5 separate regions of the Mus musculus genome follow, and regions 2, 3, 4 and 5 are each linked to region 1. A link is a loop called in an ENCODE intact Hi-C map of the cell type or tissue named here. Cell type or tissue: left cerebral cortex. All regions are shown on one strand. Region 1 holds the start of Prdm11 (PR domain containing 11). Region 2 overlaps Gm13791 (a long non-coding RNA gene). Region 3 overlaps Syt13 (synaptotagmin XIII). Region 4 overlaps Gm13791 (a long non-coding RNA gene). Region 5 overlaps Prdm11 (PR domain containing 11).

What was found. Hi-C counts contacts between places; a loop is a spot of excess contacts. Peaks named below come from ENCODE experiments on the same cell type or tissue, not always from the same donor. Only the 100,000 strongest peaks of a DNase experiment are listed, where the experiment ranks them.
Region 2: it touches region 1 in a loop (2.5-fold over the local background); 7 of 42 quality-filtered maps call a loop at or near these places.
Region 3: a loop joins it to region 1, with 2.0 times the contacts of the local background. A loop is called at or near these places in 3 of 42 quality-filtered maps.
Region 4: it touches region 1 in a loop (3.0-fold over the local background); 7 of 42 quality-filtered maps call a loop at or near these places.
Region 5: a loop joins it to region 1, with 2.1 times the contacts of the local background. A loop is called at or near these places in 8 of 42 quality-filtered maps.

Annotation. Positions count from the first base shown.
Region 1 is chr2:93,042,048-93,047,047 of GRCm38, reverse strand. It overlaps Prdm11 (PR domain containing 11), which reads left to right and starts at 883. Exons shown (of 8, transcript NM_001368848.1): 1 at 883-1,069. In left cerebral cortex, no CTCF peak of the experiment used is centred here; DNase peaks (open chromatin) are centred at 863, 1,376 and 1,930; H3K4me3 peaks cover 1,934 bases; H3K27ac peaks cover 1,318 bases.
Region 2 is chr2:92,908,435-92,913,434 of GRCm38, reverse strand. Gm13791 (a long non-coding RNA gene) reads left to right here. Exons shown (of 5, transcript XR_001783401.2): 2 at 153-263. Among named protein-coding and RNA genes, the nearest start is that of Syt13, 4.2 kb to the left of the region's middle. In left cerebral cortex, a CTCF peak has its summit at 2,857 (motif pointing left); a DNase peak (open chromatin) is centred at 2,868.
Region 3 is chr2:92,952,610-92,957,609 of GRCm38, reverse strand. It overlaps Syt13 (synaptotagmin XIII), which reads right to left. Exons shown (of 6, transcript NM_030725.4): 6 at 1,559-4,247. The coding sequence ends at 3,943. Among named protein-coding and RNA genes, the nearest start is that of Gm13791, 35 kb to the right of the region's middle. In left cerebral cortex, CTCF peaks have their summits at 2,496 and 2,695; DNase peaks (open chromatin) are centred at 2,711, 3,109 and 3,956; H3K27ac peaks cover 875 bases.
Region 4 is chr2:92,901,980-92,906,979 of GRCm38, reverse strand. The region is part of intron 2 of Gm13791 (a long non-coding RNA gene); the gene reads left to right. Among named protein-coding and RNA genes, the nearest start is that of Syt13, 11 kb to the left of the region's middle. In left cerebral cortex, a CTCF peak has its summit at 2,465 (motif pointing left); a DNase peak (open chromatin) is centred at 2,463.
Region 5 is chr2:92,975,067-92,980,066 of GRCm38, reverse strand. It overlaps Prdm11 (PR domain containing 11), which reads left to right. Exons shown (of 8, transcript NM_001368848.1): 7 at 4,206-4,817. Among named protein-coding and RNA genes, the nearest start is that of 4631405J19Rik, 52 kb to the left of the region's middle. In left cerebral cortex, no CTCF peak of the experiment used is centred here; no DNase peak of the experiment used is centred here.

The DNA of each region.
Region 1 (5,000 bases):
GACACCTTCTTGGGACTATCTGGACCTTCCTGGACTACCTGGCACTGGGCAGGCCTTCCAAGATCTCTTACTCAGGTAGAATCCTTTTTGGCAACTTCCAGCCTAAGGTGAGGCCCTCCTTCGGCCAGGGAACCCACCCTGCAGCAGCCTCCCCTTGGGGTCATTACAAAGAAGGGCTTGGGGTAGGGTTGTTCTGGTTCCCTCTGACCACTCACACTTCCTTTAAACACCCCAGCCTTACTACATCCCTTCACTATCTTTCTTGCTGGGTGCCATTTTGCAGATGGATACAATGAGGCACTAGGCAAGTTAAGTTAGGACACAGTCCCGTTCCAGCTTTGTATTCAGATTTGGTACTGTACTTTGATCTGAACAGCAAGTGACACTCACCCTTTAGTCCCCACGTAAATAGTTAATTTTTCTCACAGGCCCCAGGGCCCTTTTCCCTTGGTGTTCTATGGGACGCATGTTACCCAACTTCAGTTGATACTTCCAAACGGCTGAGCAACCAAAGGGTTAAAGGGGCCCGGAAGAGGACCCTGTAAGGGTTAAAATTATAAACGCATTTATCGCCCTCTGACTATTTATTGGGTTGTAGACCGACAACGTCGAAGCCGGGCAGAGCCAGGAGGCACCCTCGGATGGGCTTGCGCAAACGCCACAACTTTCTAGCACGACCCCCAGAAAGTATCCCAGGCACAAAGTTGGCGCAGCCCGCTCCTCCTCCGCAGCGTCGCCCTCCCCGTGGGGCGCGCGGCGGGGACGCGCGAGCTCCCGCGCGGGGCCGGCTCGGGGGACGCGGGGCTCAGCGAGGCTCGGCTCCGGCCCCCTGAATTGGGGGGTCCGCGTCTGCCCCAAACGCCGCTTTCTTCCGTTTTCCATGTCATTTCCTGTACTAATAAGATGGTGGTCAAAGCAGGGGAGGAGAGCAGCAGCGAGTCGCCGCCGCGCTGCCGCTGGCGCTGAAACTTTGCCCGGCCGGGGACCCCGCGCGCGGCCGCCCCGTCCCGCCGCGTCCCGCCGCCCCGGCCCCGGCCCGGCTCGCCGCCCCGCGTGGGAGCCCGCGAAGGTGAGTGGGCCCGGTGGCCACCGTGGCCATGAACGTGAACATGGCTTCGGAAGACGCTGGGCGGCTCGCCAACCGGCGCGGGGGCCGCGGCGAAGAGCGCGCGGGGACACTGGGGAGCGGGGGCGCAGGCAGGCGACGGGGCACGGACCGGAGCACCGGAAGCGGGGCGGGTCTCAAGGTGGCCCGGGCCCGCAGGTCGTCGCCACCGCCCGACGCGGGCCTCGGGCGGCCCAGCCTCCGCCTCCTTCCTCCGCGCACTCGCCCGCCTTGTTCCACTGTAGCCTTTTCCTCGGCTCCGCCGCGCGCTGACGGACGCGGCCGCCGGCCAATGGGAGCGGCTGTTCGGGCCCGGCGTTCGCAAAGAGAGCGCGTAGACAGGGGGCAGGGCGGGGCGAGGGCGGGATGCAGCCGCTGGCCTAGTTGCAGGGACCCGGTCGCCGGTGCTTCGGGGCCGGGCTGGGGGGCTTAGGGACCGCATGCCTCTCTGTGACCTGCCGCGGGCCTGGGGCGGCAGAGGGAGGGCGTGCCTTTTATCTATTTTAAGTCTTGGTTGCAGCACGGACTCTTCGGGAATTCGCCCCTGAGTGTCGTCTCCACCCCCCACCTCCTCATTCCCGGTCCCCAAGGTACTATGTGATGCAGAAACTGCAGAAACTTGGTGGCCAATGACCTTCCTCTGTCAAGGCCAGCGTGCCCTAGGCAAGTCGCTGCAGGGACTACTGAGCAGCCTTGGGCTAATAAGGCAAAAAGTTGCTAGTGTCTTGAGCCCATCTGAGTTGGAGCTCAGACCCTTAGAATCAGTTGATGACCTAGAGAAGGAAAGTCTGTCTTTTGTTTTTTTTGACCATGGCTTCGTGTGGAGGACAGCCGTGGTCTGTGATTAAGAGTGATCAGAAAGAAGCACGCCCAGTCCTTTGTGCGTGGGGACTGCGAGCAGTGAAGGGAGCCTTCTTTTCATCTTGAGAACCCTATAAACTTTGGGAGTTTTGTCTATCTGAAGCAGAATAGTTTTCCATGAAGTGTGATTCCCGTGGCACCCCTGTCCCCCGAAGAGGAAGGCAGGGACTTTCCTAGGTCTTGGTTGATGGTGTAGGGTGTATGGGTCAGAAGTCCCATATCCCCCTCATCCCTGGGGAGCGGAGTATGGTCTCTGCTGGGAACCTTCTGGGCATATGGCCCAGACCCCCTGGTTTATTTAGTTTCTTGGAAAGGACATCTTCAGGATCCTTCCCACGGGGCTTTGGATTTTGCAGGGCTGTAGTTGATCTCTTCAAGGGGATTCTCCTTCCCTGCAGTGGGTCCAGTACAGCCTGTGTGGGAGTCAGCTGGGAGAGCATTGAGATAGGATCAATTAAGTACCTGGCCCAGGGTCAGACTCCTGGTTTCAGAATCTAGAGCTGTGATCCTGGGCGATGCTCTGTGAACCATTTTGGGAATCACGATTGCCAGACCCCAGCCTGCTCCACCCAGCCCCTAACTAACAGTGCCCCTAAGGAGCAGATGCTCTCAGGGTGTGGTACCTTCTGAGTATCCGTCTCAAAAATGAGGAACACTTGTCCCAGGGGCCCTTGCTCTGTCATCACGGCCATCACCCCCAGCCTGGAGCTTTCTGGTCCAAATGTTTCTTAGGTTGGTTCTCCGAGGTGTCTGATGAGAGTCCTTCATCTGGCTTACTCTTCACTTAGATTCAATGTGGGATTATCAGAAAGCCTGAAAGAGGCAAAGACTATTGGAAGAGGAGTTGGGGGGTTGGAGTTATGCTGCCTTTGTGGTCTCTCACTTGGCTTTCCTCCATAAGCTTCCTCCAGGGTTGATCTCAGTGTGTCCCTGCCTGCCTCATCCAGTCAGTCCACCCATCTGCAAGCCCAGGGAGCTCTCTTTAGTGAATCCAACCCATCCTGGCTTCCTAATTTCTCCCCACTAGCACACTGGGGAACAGTACTTCCTGTTCCCAGGACAACTGCTAGGGTCTGAGATAAGGCACCTGCTCTTGCCCTGTTCCCCGTGGTACAATTGGGGTCACCTCAGTCTCCCTAGTTCCTGCTCCCGCTCCCCCTCCAGTCTGCCTGGTGCACTTCTGATAAAGGATCAAATTGTTGCTAACTGTAAAGCCTATAACATGACTCTCCCTTATCTTCAGCCTCATCTCCTGCCCTTCTCACCTCTCTGTTGCCCAGCCCAGCCCAGCCTGCCCTGGCCAGCCTCTCTTGGATCCTGACCTAGGATTTATGAATGAATGAAAGACAGTGAGGGGCAGAGTGGTGTGGAAATGTCTGCTGGCCTTTACTTTTTGTTTTTGTTTTTAGATTTATTATGTGAGCACACAATCACTCAACACCGGAAGAGGGCATGGGATCCCATTACAGATGGTTGTGAGCCACCATGTGGTTGCTAGAAATTGAACTCAGGACCTCTGGAAGAGCAGTCAGTACTCTTAACCTCTGAGCCATCTCTCCAGCCCCTGTATCTGGTGGTCTTTATTGCCCTCCTAAAAATATTTCCAGCAGCTCCAGGTATACCACAGGGTTGCCTTCAGTCCTCTTATTCTAGGTCAAGGCCATGTGACTAGCTGGTGAGTCTGGGACATGAGTTGATTGTGGCTCAAAGCAGTTAGCTGTCAATGCAAGACTCTCCTAAGATCTCCTTCTTGGTGGTGTGGCATCTGATAGCAGAATTGGAACTGCTTCTGTGTCATTCCATGAGCAGTGTACCTTGGTGCTCCACCATAAATGTGCAGTACAACTGAGGGATAGACCTTTGTTGTTTGAAACCACTGAGACCCAGGTTGGCTTATTCTTACAGGATAGCTTATGTCACCTCCTCCAGGAAGCCTTTCTGGGTTAGGCTAAACTTGGGTTACAGGTGTTTCTGGTCTCATCCTCGTCTCCTTGGATTCCTGTTGTTACTTAGTGATGATCTTTCATCGTCACCAGACCATGGGTCCTGTTTTAGGTAAGAGGCTTGTGTCTGAGAGCTGCTGGGTGAATGCCCTCTGTGAGTACTTGGCCCTGACTGAGGACAGGCAGTGTGCTCCGAGCCTCCCTGAGCTGCAGTTCCAGCAGGAAGGTTTCAGATGCAGCAGTAAGTCACTGGTCGAGGGCAGATGCAAAGCTCTTGGTCTTTGCAGGTGTCTGGACCCAGTGGCACTGAGCTCCAGAGAACTATGATAGGCAATTCCAGGAGAGATAGAGGATGAGATGGGAGGCCCCGAGATCTCTGCTGACATAAGGGGTGATTCAGTGCAAGGGTGGGAAAGGAATGGTGGTGATATCAGCTAGTGTCCCCGAGGGCTTACACCTGTCAGGCACTAAGCAGCTCTGTCCTGTATAAGTCAGTTTCTCAAGACTGTGTATCACCTGAGGCCGTTTACTGTCTGAGGCAAGGGCATTCATTTAGCTAACAGTTTTGGAATCTGAAGGTCCAAACAGCATGGCCCCAGCTCCAGGGAGATGTCTTTGGAGTGTTTCATTGTGCTGGATAGCACAGTGGAGGGGCATGTGACAGGGGAGATCACATGGTAAGACAAAGAGTCTGGAAGAAGTCTCATTAAGGATACACACACACACACACACACACACAAAAGAGAGAGAGAGAGAGAGAGAGAGAGAGAGAGAGAGAGAGAGAGAGAGAAAGAGAAACCCAGGGACCTCCTAATAGGCCCCATGTCTTCAAATCCTGCCTCTTTAAACATGTGAACCATTATCACTAGGGTACACTCAAGTGCTAGCCACTCCATACTACATCCCTGTTCTGGAGATACCCACAAGTTTTTACAGATCGGGAAACTGAGGCTCTGAGAGGTGGGGTGAGAGGTATAGAGCTTATGGCACAGTCAGGATCAGAAAGTGGGATGTCACCTGAAAGCAGCCACTTGGAGCAAAGGCAGAGGACCCTGGGAGCTCCCTGGATAGGGTCCATACACACACAGACA
Region 2 (5,000 bases), 130 kb after region 1:
CTGTGGCCCGAGCATCTCCCAGCATGGCAGCCAGCTTCGAAGAGGAAGAAAACCCCGACTGCCAGTTCTCCTAAGGGATGGGTACAGGAGAAAAATCATTTCTTTGCTCAAAGTAATATGCTTGTTTTTCTAATTCTTTCAACATCTACCAGAACGGATGTTTCTGAAGCCTGCATTGGACCCTGACTGTCACAGACATAAACTCTCAAAGGTTCTCCGTGGATGGACCCCAGGAGCAACTCAGATGCAAACACTGCCACAAGGTTGGTCCTGCTTCTCTTCAGGCATCCCTAGTAGGCTGCAGATTCATTCATTTATTCAAAAATTAGAGGCTGCATGTTACTCATGACTGCACACAGCAGGCACTCAATAATTGTTAAGTAACCCACGTGATCATCTCCCTAGGGGTTCTGGCAGCTTGCAGGGAGTTCCATTTTCGAGATCACCTCCATTTTATTACATTGACTTTCCCACAGTTATTACTTGTGTGCTTGCTCTACATTACACCAGGAATAATTTCCTATTAAGCTCCATTTGTTTACAACTATGAACTGTACTTCTTGAACACCCACCCTACCCCCATCTCCTGCGTTCTATTTAGCAGCCTCTCTCATCAGAACCTCCCTGGGAGGTTCTTTTGGCTCCTGAGCTTGGCATTGCTAAACATTCTGGAGAGACGAGAGGCTTAATTAAGGCAGCTGGCTGCAGGTCTCCCAGGCCTGAGCTGCTCCCCTGGGAGACTCTTAATGCCACCAGTCAGAATAGAATCTACTGAAGACATGGATGGAAGGAGGAGGAAGAGCACTTAACACCAGAAAATGTCTGATGGACATCAGACACCTGCCATGTGGTCCATTGTTGCTATGGTTACTGGGATGCTAGCAGCTGCAGTGGCCCCCAGCCTAGGAAGAAGAGTTTACTTCTCATCTCTTTCATATGCAATGAACCTATTAGAGAGCCAAGAGTGGAGTCCAAGACAGATGAACCCCAGGGGTTGTCAGGATGCTGGGATGCCTTTGCTAGCCAACCAGACAGGCCTCACACACACCATCAAAGGGATAACTTACACTTCCTGTGACTGATATCTGAGAAATGGTCTTTAATGAAAAGGCATGGCTGGGTTTCTTTGACAAATGAAATCATGTGGTCTGATAAAAGTGGTTGACAGAGTCATCCTGGAAGAATGGATGAGACAGTGAAGAGGCTGGTGGATAATTGGGAATATTCTGGCTGCCAGGCTTCCAAGGTCAGACAAGAGCAAGATGGTGGGGGGGGCAGGCATTTTAAGCAGAAGAAGGCTCTCTATGGGCTGCTCCCCAACCTCTGGATGAAATGCCTTCATTGTTATCTTGATATATGTGTGGATGTTTAAATAGTCACTCTAGTCTAATAAGGAAGAGTCACTCCCAGTCTCTAAGATCCAGAAAGGCTTTCATCCTGGAGAAAAAAAAAATTCAAATACACCATGGGGTAGCTTCTGAGAATTCTTCAAGCCACAATCTCATCATAGGATGCAATTACAAAGACCAGAACACATAGATCAGCCAACCTCCCTGGTCCCCTGTATGCAGTTACGGGAAGCCATGACTGGAGGCTGCACAGAGGCTGCATCCAGTATCATTGTTTCACAGTAGTAATTTTTAAAATTATTATAAGGAATGCATTAGAAAATGCTTATAATAGTAAGTGCAGTAAATACATGAACCAGTGATAGTGGCTCGTTGCTTTGACCAAGTATTGTCATGAACACAACTCTATGCCCTGTGATTTTCTATAACCCATGGTATAGTATGTCTGTTCTCGCAAGGCTCTCTAAGGGCTGTCCTTAGACAAGTGTTCTAAGACAGGAGCATGGCCATAGACAAGTGAGGACTGCATCACGGCCACACCAGGTTAGCACCATTCTCATCTTATGGAGCCAAAATCAAATGTGCTGCATCTCATTGACCACACTCTCCCTGTAATAAAACACATGACAGTGTAAAGAGTCAAATATGAGTGACCATGGCCCAGGAACACGGATTCAGGTTGCCCTCAAAATGTGGTAACTATTTCATGATTTAAAAAAAAAATGGTAACAGAACAAAATAGTCAAGTCACTTAGACTTTTCCTCAGTGGAACCAGCAGCTTTGTAGGTTTTAGCAAAGCAGGTGTGGTGGTTTGAATGAGAAATGGCTTCCATGGGCTCACATATTTGAACATTTAGTCCCCAAGGTAGGGTCTTATTGGAGGAAGTATTTCACTGAGACTGGCTTTGAGGTTTATAGTCTTGCCCCACTTCCTGTTCTGATCCTTCTGCTTCTGGTGTGTGGATGAGACGTGACTGTCCAGTTTCCTGTGGTGTGCAGATGAAATGTGACCATCCAGCTTCCGGCTCTGCCACACTATGCCTTCCCTGGAGTTACGGACTCTAACCCTCTAAAACCCGTAAGCCAAAATAAAGGCTTACTTAGTTGCTTTTGATCATGGTATTTTATCCCAGCAACAGAAAAGTAACTCAGACCACACTCTTTGGTACAGGCTCCAGATGCCATCTGATGGTGTGCTCAGCTTTCGAGTTGCTAGAAGCTAGTGGATTGTTGATACATCCCAAAGGATTTATACCAGATAGTCCCAGAATGTCAGGTCAGACCCAGTAGTGGGCCACACACATGACTGTTAGGAAAGATAATTGCCTCTGGGCCCGCAACAGCTTAAAAGTCCTAGTTAGTCAATCTGCAGTGCAGACAGCTGGTGCAACAGCTTGGTTTGGTTTGGTTTGGTTTGGTTTGGTTTGGTTTGGTTTGGTTTGGTTTGGTTTGGTTTGGTTTGGTTTGAATTTTGTTTTTTTGTTTTCTGGGAACTTTGGTCCACAGCGCCCCCAGCTGACCAAGCGTCTCATTTGCATGAGGCCAAATATTGTGTGTGTGTGTGTGTGTGTGTGTGTGTGTGTGTGTGTGTGTGTGTGTTCTGTGGCACTAGAAAGGCTTGTTCCTAGTATCTGCTAAATCTGAAGCCGGAGTGCCAGCAGGAAGGTGGTCCCAGAGAGAGGGGAAGGGGAGGGGGAGGGGAAGAGGGAGAATTAGTGGGAAAAGCCACTAAGGAAGAGATGCCTGGACCACATCAAATTTTAACAGCCATTATGACTCAGATCTGGTCTTTCCTCCTTTCTTCCTTCCCCTCCCATCCTGTCCATCCTCCACTCCTCCCCTCCATCCTCCCCTGTTCTGTAACTGACATAACGCTTACATGTGATGTATACTAGTATTATACCCACAGAAAAAAACAATCAAGAACACAGTATGGGATGAAGATATAAAGGGATGAGGGAAACAGGCTTTTTAAACAACCAAAAGCCATATTTTAAACTAGATTAATCACACGTTTCTCTCTGCATCTACAGCTCCTTGTACTAAAAACAAAAAAGTTTAACGTTTGATGGTAGAATTATAACTTTACGAGAAGTGCTAGTTTTAGTTTTAGGAAAGATTAGTCTTCAATACCTAAACCATTGTAATTCCTCTTTGTGACTAACAATTTCATTTGTTCTATTATTTTGGTTACATCAGATTCATTTTGGGGAAGTGAATAGAAACTCATGTTAGAGAAGAATACAGGTGACAGCATAGTATATTATCACTTTCAGTTTCTTTTTAGCAAAATATATTTTCAATCTCTCTCTCTCTCTCTCTCTCTCTCTCTCTCTCTCTCTCTCTCTCTCTCTCTCTCTTTGTCTCTCTCTCTCTCTCCCTCTGATGGTTCCTTGAAATTTTCCCTTATAAACTTTAGAAATATTTTCCTAAAATAATTATAGTTCCATAAAAATCAAGGAAAGCAATATTTAAAAAGCAGAAAACACGGACATCATGTATTCAATATCTGGCAGTTATAAGTACAGCATGAAACATGGCACATTTCTGTGTCATCTTAGAACAGATAACCCTTTTACCATTGAAGTCTTGGTATAATGGGCATTTAGAAACCACCTTTGCTCAAAGCAATGACTTCTCATTCAGGGCAGAATGCAACCAAAATGCTGGTTTAAAGTTGGACATTTCTGTCTCCTCCCAGTTTACCATTTCCTTTACATTTGGGTTATCAGTTTAATAATTTAATGGGTATCTATTTACATTAGTTTATTCCTCTTCAAGGCTGAAGGCTCAGAGATTAATTATTGTTGCAAGTGTGCTTACAAGGAAGAGGGGATTTAAATAATATTTAAGATGTAATATAAGAGACACCAGTATCATTTGTAAATATGACATTTTTAAAAAAAATCTGTAAGCTTGAAGCAGGCAAGTATAGGCTAGCAGTTTAGTTTTATAATGACCTTTAAGATAAATTAGATCTAAATTTTCAGAGTTGTATTTAACTTAGGCTTGAGAAAATAAGGACCTTGAAAACACTGTTTTTCAAAAATGGTTAGAAGTCAAAATTATACTCAAAATGCTTACATTCACATGCATGCATGCACATACACAAACATACATGCATACACGTTCATGCATGCATGTATACTTATGAATGCGCGCGCGCACACACACACACACACAATCTTAAATTACACATGCCAAGAACAGTAATGCTAGTGCACAATAAATTAAAAACGTAAGCTGCAGTGTCCACAGATTTTGTTGCTCAGTCATCAGTTTATTTTAAAGGTAGAATCTTGTCTCACAATGTCTTAGACACAAAAGTGACCCATAAAAATGATCATGCAAACAGTGATCATTAACACACATGACGTGACATCAGTAAATCGGAGTGTCTTGGGAAGATGGAAGGTTTCAGTGCTTTGAGATGAAACAAAGGCTGAATGTCTCACAGGGAGGTTTGTCAAGCCGACCCTGGGGAGTAACTGAAGCTGTCTCAGGCTACTTTGTGGACTCTTCTTTCTTTCTCCACTCCTTTCTCCCACCCTTTCAACCCCCTAACCCTAGACAGGAGAGAAGAAAAGATAGAGAGGACAGGGGGCGACATTATCCTTAAACCACTTCCTGTGGCTTAGAGGAGTTGAGTT
Region 3 (5,000 bases), 89 kb after region 1:
GGGAATTTTCTCTCTTAGTGATTGATGGGAGATGGCCAGGCCATCGTGAGAGGTGCCACTCCTGACACTAGCCCTTCTTTCTATGAGAAAGCAGGGTGAGCAAGCCATGGGGACGAAGCCAGTAAGTAATACCCCTCCATGGCCTTCTCATCAGCTCCTGCCTCCAGGTTCCTGCCCTGTTTGAATTCCTGCCTTGGCTTCCCTCAATGGACTGTGATGTGTGCGATATGTAAGCCAAATATAAACCCTTTTCTCCCTAAGTTGCTTTTGGTCATGTTGTTTCATCATAGCAATGGCCCTAAGAAGCAGAAATACAAAAATGTTAAAGCTGGAAGGGGCTTGCAGGTCATTTAGTCCAAAATAATTGTATAGATATGAGCGCTTAGGTGCAGAGGCAGTTACCTAGCTTGGGGATCTAATAGTGGCCAGGGACAGTTACCACATAGTGTTACATGGTCATGGCTCTGACTCAGCTCCAGGCTGAGGTGAGCATGATTTGTTGTTGAGGTCACTTCACTGGAAAGCCCTTGATTCAGTAACCCCCACCGTTTCTCTTTTATAGATAGCCATAGCAAACATTAGTTTGGGGCTCCAGTGAGCTGTCTTCAGTTACCTGTGAATTATAGTGAATACTATTTGGCTGTGTAGAATAAAGTCCACTTAGCCCATCTTATTACAGAAATACAAATGCCCCCAGTTGCCATTAAGACGTAATAATGGGAATAGGAAGTATAAAAGTGAGGACTGAATGTGAAAATATCATATGACTGACAGGATGTCTTTCCTGGTTAAGAACCTTCCAATTTGATCGGCCATGATGACACATCTCTTTAATCACAACACTCGGGGAGAAGTGGGCAAATAGCTGTGATTTTTAAGGCCGGTCTGGTCTACACAGAGTTTTCCAGGACAGCCAGGAATATAGAGAAAGACCCTGTCTCAGAAATAAGATAAAGTGAACCCTTCAAATAAAAATCAAATATCCTTTTCTTACTCTCAAGACACCTCCTTCAGAGGCCAGATCTGAGATGGGTCACCTGGGTAGCTTAGGGTGGCAGAATTCCAGGAGGCCATTGCCTCTGTCTGTCCTCTGTTTCCTCGATCCTCCACTGATGGGGTGCTGGGGGGAGTCTTGAAGAGTCTCAAGAACCCACTGGATATTCCTTACCAGGAATGAAGTCAAAGCTCCAAAACACACACACACACACACAAACACACACACACACACAAACACACTCCCCCACAAACACCCACACCCACACACCTACACTCACAAACATTTCCCCACACACAGACACACACATGCACACGCTTCTTTCTATTTTTCCTAGCAGCTCCACTCACTTTTCGACATTTCCCCCAAGAGACGATACATGTACATGGGAAACAACGGCAGAGAGAGAGAGGGAGAGAGAGAGAGAGAGAGAGAGAGAGAGAGAGAGAGAGAGAGAGTGTGTGTGTTTTAAATGTACATCAATAGAATGGGCTGTGGCAGATCCATACAGTGGAATATTATACAGTTGTGAAAGAGAAGTTAGTTAGAGCCACATGTCTGCATAAAGCTTAAATTTTTAATGTTGAAAAAAAATGTGTGATGCAATTTAAGAATTGAAGTAAAACTTGGAAACACACAAATACTCACTAGTGCTCAGGGATCAAATGATCATTTAGTAAAAATATAAAGGAAGGCTCAGAATAACAAATCAGAATGTAAGATCCTGGTCTTCTCAGTATAGGGCACAAGAAGAAAATTCAACTGTGGTCGTCAAGGTTTATTGAAGTTGGCAGAGGTTCATGGGTGTTTGATACACGAGATTTTTTTTCTGAATTTTATACATCTAAAATATTAATGTAAAGGAACAAAGAGAAACACTGGGCTGCCAACCCGATTGGAAAACGATTTATTTACCACTGTAAGATTTTGTGCTCCAAAGTGTAACCAGACATGTGACCACGATGTCTCATGCGACTTTTTGTGCTTTTATGTGGAATGGCATCACAAACACGCAGCATCTAACAACAGGAAACAGCAAGGGTAGAAACACTGCACAGGACCAACTTTCTCCTCCAAAGATTCCCACCTCAGTTCAGGCCAGACACTGCCCCTTCCCCCGGGGCCCCTTTACATCTGAGAGCTGCCCGCCTGAACAGCAGTCCCGGACTCCTCTTATCTGATGTTTCCGTTAAGGTGATAAGCTACTCACTCGCCCCCAGAGCCTTCTCTAATCAGAATGGACAGACACATGCACGGTCTTGGTGGACAAACACTCAACAAATAGATGCCTAGTTGTCCTGGGGAGAGGATTCACAGAGGACTGGGGTGAACTCCTAACCTCCCAGCAGTAGCCCAGCCTGGAATGGCCTCTCACTTTATTTCCACCTCTTTCCAGAAATCACTCCCTGGCAAAGACATAGAGAGGTTCCTTCCCAAGCTGATTCGGAGGTGACTTACAGGAATGGCTGGAAACAGATTAAGCCGATGTAAAAGGTGACTGAAAGTTTTTGGTTCCCAGTCTAACATCTCTGAGCAATTTACAGAGGAGGTTTTGGAGAAGAAGCACAGCCAACGGAGGAGCCAGGAAGTGCCACCAACTGACCAGTAACAATTGATGCCCGCTAAGATGCCTCTTGCTTACCTCCTGAAGCTGGACTGGCAAGCTCCCATGACATTGGTGCTGTGCTATAGGTGGCCACACTGAGGCGCTGTGGAGCAAGGAAGTAATGACAACTCGAATTCCGGCTCACAAGTATCTACCCCTGCAGCTAGCTACTTATTTGATTCCTAGTGGGGCATCTATTGGAAATATCAACAGGGGCAATCAAACCTAGCTTTTTGTTATTTCCAAGTTAAAGGACATGTCCCCCAAACTGGAGGGAGGCATGTTATCAAGAGACCACGTTTTCTCTTTAAAGTTCATCTACCTCCTCATTTACATAGCCAGATGGAACAAGCCAAGCTCAGAGCTACTTCGTCCTGAAGTACAGGCATACTGAGAAGAACAGGTCTGTCACATGGAGTCAGCTTGGGGGTGGGGGGGGGTGACATGACAGCTGTCCTCAGAATGCCGCAGACACTCCAGAGGAGTGGCAACCTAGGCCTGCCAGGGAACGGGCACTCTACGTGTGATAAAAAAAAAACAAACACAACCCACTCCAATCCCTTAAATAAAACAGTCAAAACACACAATGTAGCTCGAGAGTGGAATATGAACAGCAGAAATATAAAAAAGAAGAAATAAAGTAAGCAGAGAGTTCCTGCCTTCACACTGTCCTGGTGCTGGGCCCCCGGAGATCAAGAGGAAAGGCTGCCTGGATAGGGGAGAAGGGATCTTATCAAGCGCAGCCCCTCCTGCTCTGCTCCAGAACCCCTGTGCTAGCTAAGGACAGAGGCTTGTGTATTCCACCGGAACATCAGTGTGGCATGACCCCCCAGTGGCCCAGAGACCTGCTGGCCAGCCAGTGATTCTCAACCTTCCTAGTGCTGTGACCCTATAAGAAAGTTTCTTGTGTTTTGGTGATCTCCAACCACAGAATTGTTCTCATTGCTACTTTGTAACTGTAATTTTGCTACTGTTATGAATCATAATGTAAATATTTTTTGGAGATAGAGGGTTGTGATACACAGGTTAAGAACCACTGCTTCAGCTCAATGTGAGCAGGGGCTGCCGACTGAGGGTACCTGGCACATATCTTTTTCCATAACACAGATGAGCATGATACAGTCTTCTGAGTGCCAGTCCCACTCACTGTCCTGGCGCCACCGCTCACTTTTTAGTATTGGGAATACAGTAAGAGAGGAATGAGGTCTTGGCCTCAGCCAACACGTCTGCATCTGTCTTTGGGTATAGGCATGTGGACAGAGCACGAGGGATGACTGACAGCTGAGCCTGGAAGATGACTGTGTCCAAGAAAGACGGTCAGTGGCCGGTGGCAGGTGGCCGACTACAGGTGCAGTTGGTGCCACATGGCGATCTGCCGGCGTGGGTTTTTTAGCATCTCCTCCCAGTGGCTGCGCTCAGAGCCCGAGGCATGCAGGCCTAGGCTGCAGTGGCCCAGCTCGCAGCTCGGCCCCTCCTCGCCCTGGCCCAGCACCTCCAGCTCCACACTGGATGCCCGCAGCAAGTCATCCGGTAGCTCAAACATGATCATCTCGTTCCACACGGGGTTGATCTTGTGCTTGGCCCGTTTTGTCTGTTTCTTCTTCAGCTTCTGAGCCTGGTGTTTCAAGGTCACCTTGACAGACACATCTAGGGAGGGGTACAGAGAAAAGAAAGTTGTAGGGGAGCAAGTGAGCTGCTTCTTCTTGGGGTTTCCTACATCTCCACTGGACCGTGCATTCTCTCAACAGTATTAAGTATCTACCAGACGTCAGGAACCGGTCTAGAGATAGCAAAACAGACAAAGATGCGTGTCTAACCCTTGCATTAGAATGTGGAAGACTGGCCATACAGGATGAATACCTATCTCTGTAAGGTTTGGAACCATAAACATTTCAGATTTGGTGTGTTTTACAGACTAGGGGATATTTGCATATATTATGCAAATTGGAATTGGGTCTCAAGTGTAAGCATAACATTCATTTAATATTCATTTTTGCCTTGAACCTCGGACTTTACATATACTAAGCAAGCATTCTAGCCCTGAGCCAAATCTCCAGTCTTCTTTTCTCTTTTTCTTTGGTGACAGGGTTATACCAAGTCACTACAGTTGGTCACAAACTTCCTCTGCAGCCCAGGCAACCCTGGTCTTGAGTTCTTCCTGCCTTCACAGAAGCTGGGATTCCAGGCCTGCACCCCTATGCTTTCGTGTGCCTCTTACACACCCAGCCTAAAGATACTTTTATACAACATAAAACCAAGTGTTCATGGAGTAGAGTTCTCCACTAGTGGTCAGGAGATTCCAGAAGTTGGCATTTATTAGATTTTCACGTTAGAGATTACATTAGCCTGTCACAGAACATATGAGGTCAGTGGGTGGCTCAGACCTGAGCATGTCAGATG
Region 4 (5,000 bases), 140 kb after region 1:
TGCCTCAGTCTGTTCGATGATGCTCATAGCCCACAGCCCACACTCTAATTGACATCACCTTTCTCCCCTTACCCCTGTCTCTCACCTACCTAGGGATAGCTGATTTCATATCCAGACCTTTTAATATCTGTTGATATCATTATCAAAACACATGTTTTACTTGTACAACCCCTATGGAAGTCAATCTGGCAGTTTCTCAGAAAATTGGAAATATTTCTACCTGAATACCTAGGTATACCACTCATGGGCATATACCCAAAAGATGCCCCACCATACCACAGGGATACATGCTCCACTATGTTCATAGCGGCTTCCTTTGTAATAGCCAAAAACTGTTAACAACCCAGATGTCCTTTAACTGAAGAACAGATACAGACAATGTGGTACATTTACACAATGAAATACTCAGCTATTAAAAAACTAGGACAGCATGAAATTTTCAGACAAATAGATGTAACTAGCAAATATCATCCAAGGACATGCATGGTTTGCACTCACTGATAAGTGGATACTAGCTTTTAAGTACAGGATACTGAAATAACAAGGCAGGCCAAAGCAAGGATGCCTGGATTTCACCCAGAAGGGAAATGAAACAGTCATTGGAGGCAGATGGAGGTGGGAACTGAGCAGGGAGGAGATTATCTCTAGGACCCAGAGACCTGGGATGGGGGAGACTGCCGGGAGTCTGTGGGGGTGACTCTAGCTGAGACTCCTAGCAGTGGTGGATATGGAACCTGAAGTAGCCACCTCCTGTAGTCAGGCAGGACCCCAAAGGATGAGGACACCAAACTACCCACAAAACCTTGGACCCAAAATCCTGCTTACAAGACATGCAGGGACAAAGATGGAGCAGAGACTGAGGGACTGGCCAGCTGATGACTGGCCTAACTTGAGACCCATCCTATGGGCAAGAAGCAACCCCTGACACTCACTGTTAATGATACTCTGTAATGCTTGCAGACAGGAGTCTAGAATAACTGTCCTCAGAGAGGTTCCACCCAGCAGCCGACTGAAACAAATGCAAAGACCTACAGCCAAACATCAGAAGGAGCTCTGGGAGTCTCGTGGAAGAGTTGGGGAAAGGATGGAGGGACCCAGAGGGGACAGGAACTCCATGGAAAGATCAACAGAGTCAATTAACCTGGACATTTGGGGGCTCCCAGAGACTGAACTATCAACCAAAAAGCATACCTGAGCTGGACCTAGCCCTCCCCTCCATATATAGCAGATATACAACTTGGTCTTCTAGAGCAGGGACTGTCCCTAAATCTGTTAGACAACAGGGTCTGTGGATCGGGTTCCCATAACTGGCTGCCTTGTCTGGCCTCAGTGAGAGGATGAGCCTAGTCCTGCAGTGACTTGATGTGCCAGGGTGGGGTGATACCCAAGGGGTCCTCCCCTTCTCAGAGGAGAAGGGGAAGGGGGACTGAGTGAGGAGGGACTGGGAGGAGGGGGACCGTGATTAGGATGTAAAGAGAATCAATAAAATAGTTAATGAAAAAAAAAAAACCCAACACAACATAACCCCACATGTTTTAATTAATTGAGAAGTCAACCAACAAACGAGAAGTCTGGAGCATTTGTTTGATGGAACCCAAGATGGGTGCTTTGCCCAGATCCACTGGGTCATTGGTGCCTTTAGAGTTGCTAATGAATTAGGGTGAGTTATTCATAAAAGTCGGAGAGATACTCCAACAGGTAAGAGCCCTTACTGCTCTTCCGGAGGATCTGAGTTCTGTTTCCCAGTACCCATATCAAGTAGTTTACAATTGCCTGTAACTCCAGATCTGAGAAGATCCAATACCTGAGCTGGACCTAGGCTCCCCCACCACAGATAGCTGTATATCTGCTATATATGTGGGAGGGGAGCATAGACCCAGCTCAGGTATACCTCTTTGGGCAACTGTACTCGTGTGCACAAATAATAGTAACAAAAACAACAGGCTGGTGAAAATTCCAGCATTCTAGGACTCTGCCCTCAGACTCCAGGCAAATCTGCTTGTTCTCCCTTTACTGTAGAACAGGGGACAGACCAGGAACCACAAAGGAGGCTCCGTGGGTGTGCTCCGGAGGTGAGGCTGACAGTCATTAAGTGCTTCTTCCTACCTGTCGGAGCTTTCTGTCGGTACTAATCCCATTACGTAAAATCTGAGAAATCTGAGGAGAATGGCAGCTCTTGCTAGAGGGGGTGGGGGCAAAACAATGCAACGGTGATTCAGATTAAAATAAAAGCTTAGGGCGTGGGTGTCATTGTGACTGATTTTTGAAGTGCGATGCACACAGTGCATAGGTCCTAAGCATGTCACAGCTGGATCCTATAGTGTGGGAACCCATGTTTGCCAGATCAGAGATCAGTATTCTCTCCCCAGGGGTTCTTCAGGTTCTGTGTCAAAGACGCCCCTATTTTAGAAATAGTTTTAGACAGAAGTTGTTTCTTGAATGAGGAAATGCTTCCCCCTAGAGGCCATCATAGGAATTGTTCCCTCTCTGCATCTGCTGCAAGCCTAGTGTCCTCTAAGCAGTCTTCAAGGACCTGATACATCTGAAATCACCATCTCTCTGCTTCATCCTCCCCATCTCTTGCCCCATCACCTCCTGGTCCTCTTTCCTGTATTTTTTTTCAAGCGTTTGAGCTTACACTATTTAATCTTCCACAGCGCACTGCTTATCTGTCTTGTTTATCTTGCTGAGTATTCTCTGGAAATAAGGCCTTAGGAAGACAGGGAAAAACGGGTCTGTGCTGTTCATTGGTGTGTTCTCAGCCCCGAACAGAGCCAGGCATACTACATCCTTCTAAAATGACACCAACTGTCACTGACAGCCCCTGTGCCATCCCTGTCCAGGATAACTGATTCCCTGACGGACTCTGAACAGACTTTTGTAGGTTTCCCTACTGCTTCCCACTTGTGGAGGGGGCCACGGATCTCCCTGGTTTGTGTCTGTTCAGCGGTCAGGCAGGCTGAGATCAGCGTCGTGCTTTTGTCTAGAAGGAAGTGGCCCCAGTGAACCTGAGTCCCACAGGGAAAGCAGCTGGGAAGCCTTAACCGTCCTAAAGGCTAAGCTCAGTGTCTGAAAATGGTGAGGCGGCTATGCAGTGGACACGGAGGTTCAGCCTAATGCGCGTCACGTGATGCGCACTGGCCTTGGAATGATTTCTGTCCTTTAAAACAGCATTGTAGAATGTGAATCAGGTGCTTTCTGGGTGCAGGAGGGAGTCTAGTCACAGTGATGGGTGGAGTAGAAAACAAAGGACAGGCTGCTTTGGTGGAGGAGAGTGAGGGCAGAGTCGCTTGGGCTAGCCTCGTCACCTCCCACCCACCTCTCCGAAGCACCAATGGCTCGGTTCTCTGAAGTATGTATGAGGCTCCTGATGGTAGTTTGTGCCCTCATTTTACAGGGGCGGGGGTAGGGAGGCATTTTACAGATGGGGACATGGGGTATACGGGGTTGGGGGAGGGTTTACTGCAGCAACCAGCTAGCCTCTCCCAGGGGGAATGCTCTCAGAGCTTTGCCAGCGTTCCTTGTCTCTGGACTCCACGTTATGCTGATAAAATGTCCTCCTGAGAGGTTCCAATTATGTAGAATCCAATGGCCTCCTGGGAATCTTGCTTCAGCAGCTGGGGGAGGGGCGGAGGGGGGAGCGCAGGTGTGTGTGTGTGGGTTCTCCACGCTGGCAGCTGCTGTCCGAGTGCTTTCTGATGGCTTCCTCGGAATCATGTGACTGCCACCAACCATGTGAATCAGCCTATGATCCAGCCCTGAGGACCCTGTGCCACTCTGGCTTGGGACCCCTCCTCTAAGATGTGGTGACAGGAATCAGATTTGTGTACAGGCACAATTCATACTGACCCATCTCAGACATTTATCCCCTTGCCAATCTACACAGTCATGTTCGATACACACTCATTTAGCAGGGACTTATGACAGTTTGGGGATGTGTCAGTCAACAAACCAGACAGTGGAGACGGCTTAGGGAGTAAAGGATTTGCTTCACAAACGTGAGGACCGGAGTTCAAATCCCTAGGACTTATGTAAAAATCGGGCACAGAGGTGCATGTCTGCAACCTCAGCACCACAGGGCAGAGACAGGTGAAATCCTGAAGCTCACTGGTCAGCCAGCCTAGCCAATCAATTGTGATTATAAAAAGATAAGGAAGTATTAAGATATGTTCTATGGGGGTATGGTGTATCTATGTATCTATCCGTAAATATATCTATATATCTATGAACCTATCATCTATCTACCTGCCTACTTACCTGCCTACCTATCCAGTATGTATCAATGTTTATAAGTATGTATGTGTGTATGTGCATCTATCTATCTATCTATCTATCTATCTATCTATCTATCTATCTATCTATCACCTATCCTGTTGTCCCTGTCTTTTGAGAGCGAGCCCTAAGTACTACAGTGGTACACATTACTTACTAACTGGTGAGCTTATCTCATGACCAAGGACGAGGACAGGCTTTTTCTTAGAAAACTCTTTAGTGCCGGGTTGCAGGGCAAGTCCACCTCAGCAGTTACTGTGGCCTCAACAAACAGAACCCACCAGATTCTATACTGACCTTCAGATGTGTGCTCTCCCTTGCCAAGGTCCCTGCCCTCTCTTATGAAGGGGGTGATGATTCCTGTCTGCCTAAAGAACTGTCCAAGTGAGTTGGTGAATGCCATTATTCTTGGGGAACCAACGGCAGCCTTCTGTGATACTTACACAGTTAACATTGTGGTGGTCCATCCTTTTGTTTGACCTATTTAGAAGGTAGCTTCCTTTCCTTTTCCTCTCCCTCCCTCTCCTCCCCCCTCTCTCTGAGAAAAACTATCACTAAGCCTTTGTTTCTTTGGAAAACAAAACTAAGGAAAGTGCCCAGAGCTGCCCAGTGTCCCCTGCTCCCCTGCTGCAGGAGAAGGCTTGGCAGAGTTCTGGTTTCTGTGGGACTGTAGAACTGGGTGGCTTTCTTACTCCATGTTTGTTTAGTGCTTTGCACCCATGGAGGGC
Region 5 (5,000 bases), 67 kb after region 1:
AGATAACTTCCTGTGTGCTAGCTGGGTTGCCTTCACTTTGCCATGGGATCAAGGTAATGAGAACTAACCTGCCAAGATGTTCTGAGAGTCCGTGGAGCAATGTACTTACCACCGTTGATGCAATCTCTACCTCGACTGTCACTAAGTCCTTGGCTGTAAAATTCTAGACCAGTGATTTTCGTGACATCAGCTCCACCATTGTACAATTGTCCAAACTGAGCTTTACAGAAATGCAGTGACTTACCCAGGGTCACGTGACTAATGAGGACAGAGCCAGCTTTCCAACTTGAGGCATCTGAAGTGAGGATCTAAGTTTTATCCAGACAAAGCCAGCCTTGGTGTTGTTGATCTTGTTCCTGGGAGCCAAAATGATACACAGCATGAAGGAATGGTTTCTACCGGAGGAAGGCTAGTGGACAGGAGAAGATGGGCTCAGGCTGGGAGAACATAGTGGGTTGGCTGTCCATCCATGTGCCACTGGAATGGCTCATTTAAAAGGAACTTGGCTTACTCCCTGCCTCTGGCTCTCCAGCTGTAGATGCCATCCTCAGCCTGGCCAGGGTACACAGGTGCACCCAGGTCCTTTTTTCCAAGAGAGCCATCTTTGCACAGAAGCTGTACATTCACACACCCAGAGTCAATTTGGTCCTCGGAGGCAGAGCCATGCCCAACGTCTTCTCCGCCGTCATCTTAACTAACCTCTTCACTGGATAGCCTTGTTTAGAAGATGAGCGGAGGAGATGGGAGCAGATGACTCACTGAGGTGAAGATGATTAGGAAGACAAAGCAGAACAGGTCTTGGGGTGCCCAAAAGCTGTCTGACTTAGTCAAAAGCATCTGGCAGTTGCCAGCGAGCTGAGAGACCTGTGGGTAAGCCTATCTCCTGACTCCTTTGGAGCTGAGCTTGGGCCATGCTGGTTTCATTGGGATGGCATGCTTCTGGGATAAAGGGTGGCTACTGTTTGGCCTCTTCCTGAAATTCCAGAAGGGTTCCTGTGGGCCTCGGAACCTCCAGAAGTGTTTGGTGAACCTCAGTTGCATCGATAAAAGCAGAAGTGAACAAAAACAGCCAGGGGGGTTCCAGAAGAATCACATTACCCAAAGAAAAGAAAACCAAGATGGGTCACAGCTGCTGTGGCACAGATTCATCTCTTTCCCACCATCTTGGATTCTTCTGGAATATGTCTTCCTGTCTTCTCCAAAGCACCTCAACCTGAATCATCCTCAAGAAGACCTGAGACCCAGGGACATCTCAAAGAGAGGAGAGAGCTTGGGGAAATGAAGGCTCACAGGAAGATTGAGAAGAGAGAGAGAGCGAGCCTTGGAAGATACAGGATTAAGGTATCTATCTGCCCGTGACCAGGCTGGATTGTAGGCTTCAGGAAGAAACCAGCAACCACAGTGGACCCAGCAGGAGCTGTGATGGAAGTGGTCCTTGAGAGTGACCGTGGGACTTGGCAGCTGATGGATGCATGCTAGATGTTAGGTACAGAGTTCTAGACCTTTAAATGTGTCTTGGATGACCTATCAGCCCTGCTTAGAAAGGTCCCCATTGCCCAGTCACTTAAGGTATTACAGCTATATTAGCTTTGTGTGTGTATGTGTGTGCGTGTGTGTACATGTGTGTGTATATGTATATGTGCTATACATGTATATGTGTGTGCGTGTGTGTACATGTGTGTGTACATGTGTTTGTGTATGTGCATATGTGTGTTCATATGCAGGTGCATGCATGTATGAATCAGCCTCATGTGTCATTCCTCAGTAATCGCTTTGCTTTTGAGACAACTCTCACTGACCTGGAACTTGAAAAATGTGCTAGGCTGGCTGGTCAGTGCACCTCAGGGGTCTACCTGAACCCACCGTCCCAGCACTGGGATTGCAAGTGCCTGCCACAACACAGAGCTTTTTTTTTTTTTTTTTTTTTTTTTTTTTGGTTGTTTTTAAATGTGAATTCTGGAGATTGAAACTTAAGTCCTCATACTTGCAAAGCAAACGTCTTATCAGCTGAGCTATCTGCCAGTCCCCCCGCGCCCCCTTTGTGAGACACAGTTTCATCTATCCCGGGTTGGCCTTGAATTCCATATGAAGCTGAGGCTGGCTTTGAACTCCAGAGCCTCCGTCTCTACCTCCCAAGCACTGGGGCCATTGATGGGCACCACTGCATCTTGCTTTTAGAGAGAGGAGCATCTTCATGGTCAGAGGCTGCTTAGCCAGATCGTACTTATTGTCGTTTTTTTTTTTTTTTTTTTAATGAAAGAGTGTTGTGTGGAGCCCAGAGCTCCTGGAGAGGATATTCTTTATTCCTTTGTGGTTATCTTTGAAGGATACGAGTCGACACACTTAGGTGATCTGTGTGATTTGTGTGGGGATTATAAATTTTTTTCTTTGATTTTTATCCATGAATGTCGTGGAGGATTTGGAATAGAAGTCATGGTGACCTTTATTAAAGGTTGTCCGTGGACCAGGGATTTTACATGGAAGCCACAAGTTCAGAAGGCTTTCCTGCTCAGCCTAGAAAACATGGGTGACTTTATCTTCCATTACAGAGACAATGAGAGTCTTCTGTGATGTAACACCCAGCATCTTCAACGGTCTGATGTCTGGGGAGCCCAAGACGAGGCAATAGGGCACCCTTGACTTTTCAGAGATTCAGCTTGGCGAGCACCCCACCTGTCCTGTGACACAAATACCTTGCATTACATTTTTAAAATTGAATTTGATTTATGTAGTGTATGTAATGGGTGTTTTGTCTTCATATATGCCTGTGTACCGCATGTATGCCAGCTGCCCTTTGAGGTATCTTCTGGGTACCCTGGGACTAGAGTCTGTCACAGAGGGTTGTGAGCTGTCATGTGGGTGCTGGGAACTGAACTCAGGTCTTTTGGAAGAGCATCCAGAGCTTCCAATCTCTGAGATGTCTCTCCAGCTCACAAAAGGCATTTTTTAAAGGGCTCCATCTCGCCCCCGAGCTTTCTGCAGTTCTGCTGGCACAGATACAGGGGCTTCTGGGAGCCGCCCGAGTGCCAGGAGTCCGGGATGAGGTTGTTGCTTAAGCAGCGCCTGTGAGGACAGAATAGGGACTTGAGTGGCTTAAACCCTGCTGTGCTGTTTTCTGTGGGAGCCTAGAGGCGTGAGGGAAGCAGCTGGGGGAGGCCAAGCATGGAGCCTCCTGACCTTCACCCAGGGCCTATCAAATCCTTTCACAGAAGCCTGGACACTGAACAGAGGCTCAAGGTTGCAGCACCAGGACCCTGCCCAATTCAGGTGGCCTTTGAGATTGCGCAACCCCACAGGTTCTGCTGGCAGAACCTTCTGAAGGCTGGGAAACAACTCTCCTCAGCATGTCACCCCCTGGGCATCCCAGCACTTCTGTAGCAGTCTGTGCTGGCCTCACTAAAGGATCTAAAATAGCTTACTATTGGTGATCTCACCAACATTTCAAGGTAATTAAAAATGAAGGAAAGAGAGGCATCTTTTGACAGGTGGGGAAATGGCTGTATCTGAGAATACTTTGGGTTTCGCAACTACCTTGCCCTAATCTTGAGGGAGGCTGATACTCTGGTATGTTTAGGAATCTTTCCCAAGGCACCCCCACTTCTTTTTTCAACCTTAGCCATGACTGAGAACCACAAGACTTTGACCCATCTTTCTTTGTGTATTTCTTATCTTTAGACTGCTGGGAGAATAGAGAGGCAGCAGCTGTAGGGTGGCTGTTTCCCTTGGCTCTCTGGGCCCATGAGCATGGAGGAAGGCAGGGCCTGTGCTTCCCCGTGCTTTCTACTGAGGCCCTGCAACCACCGTGTAGTCTCTAGGTCTGAAGGATAGCTTGTCCCATAGCGGGCAGACAGACACTCAGCTCTGAAAGCTGTTGCATTAGTCAGATGGAGTGAGATGCTGTCTCCTGGGGTCATAGTATGGCAAGCCCCATCCCCATAGGATGATGACTCCTTTTCAGTCTCCGCTTGAGACATATGCCAACTCACAAGTGTAGCATTTATCCATGTGAGGCCTTTCTGTAAAGGTCCTGTGACTCTAGAGCCCACGATCCGTTCTTCTCTCCATTTGGGTCTCACCTGACCCAGATGGTCAGATCCAGGTGGATGTGTCAGGCAATCCTCTCGCAGAAGGCCTGCTCTGTTCCCTGTCAATTTCTCTGTTTGGGGCTTTCCCCCACATCTTCACACCCTGGTTTTCCTTCCTAGGAGAGAAGAGGTTGCAGAGAGAGAAGGCTGAGCAAGCCCTGGAAAACCCAGAAGACCTAAGGGGTCCCACTCAGTTCCCTGTGTTGAAGCAGGGCAGAAGTCCTTACAAGCGCAGCTTTGATGAGGGAGACATACACCCTCAGGCAAAGAAGAAGAAAATAGATCTCATCTTCAAGGATGTGCTAGAGGCCTCACTGGAGTCTGGTAACGTGGAAGCCCGCCAGCTGGCCCTGAGCACCTCCCTGGTCATCCGGAAAGTCCCCAAGTACCAGGACGATGACTATGGTAGAGCTGCCCTGACGCAAGGCATCTGCAGGACCCCGGGGGAAGGGGACTGGAAGGTCCCTCAAAGGGTGGCCAAAGAGCTGGGCCCACTGGAAGATGAAGAGGAGGAGCCTACATCATTCAAGGCTGACAGCCCTGCAGAGGCCTCTCTGGCATCTGACCCCCATGAGCTGCCTACCACCTCCTTTTGTCCTAACTGCATTCGCCTGAAAAAGAAAGTGCGGGAATTGCAGGCGGAGCTAGACATGCTTAAGTCTGGAAAGCTGCCTGAGCCCTCCCTTCTGCCACCACAGGTGCTTGAGCTCCCAGAGTTCTCAGATCCTGCAGGTAAGTTCCTCAGGATGAGGTTGCTGTTAAAGGGAAGAGTGTGCAGTGCCACTCGTGCGCACTGTGTGGAGGGTGGCCCAGAGCGCTCTGCTCTGTCACAACCACCTGCCAGGAGACCAGAGGAATGCAACTCAGCAGAGGCAGCCCCCTCTTGGGGTGGGAGCCCAGTCCCTCAGGTGACAG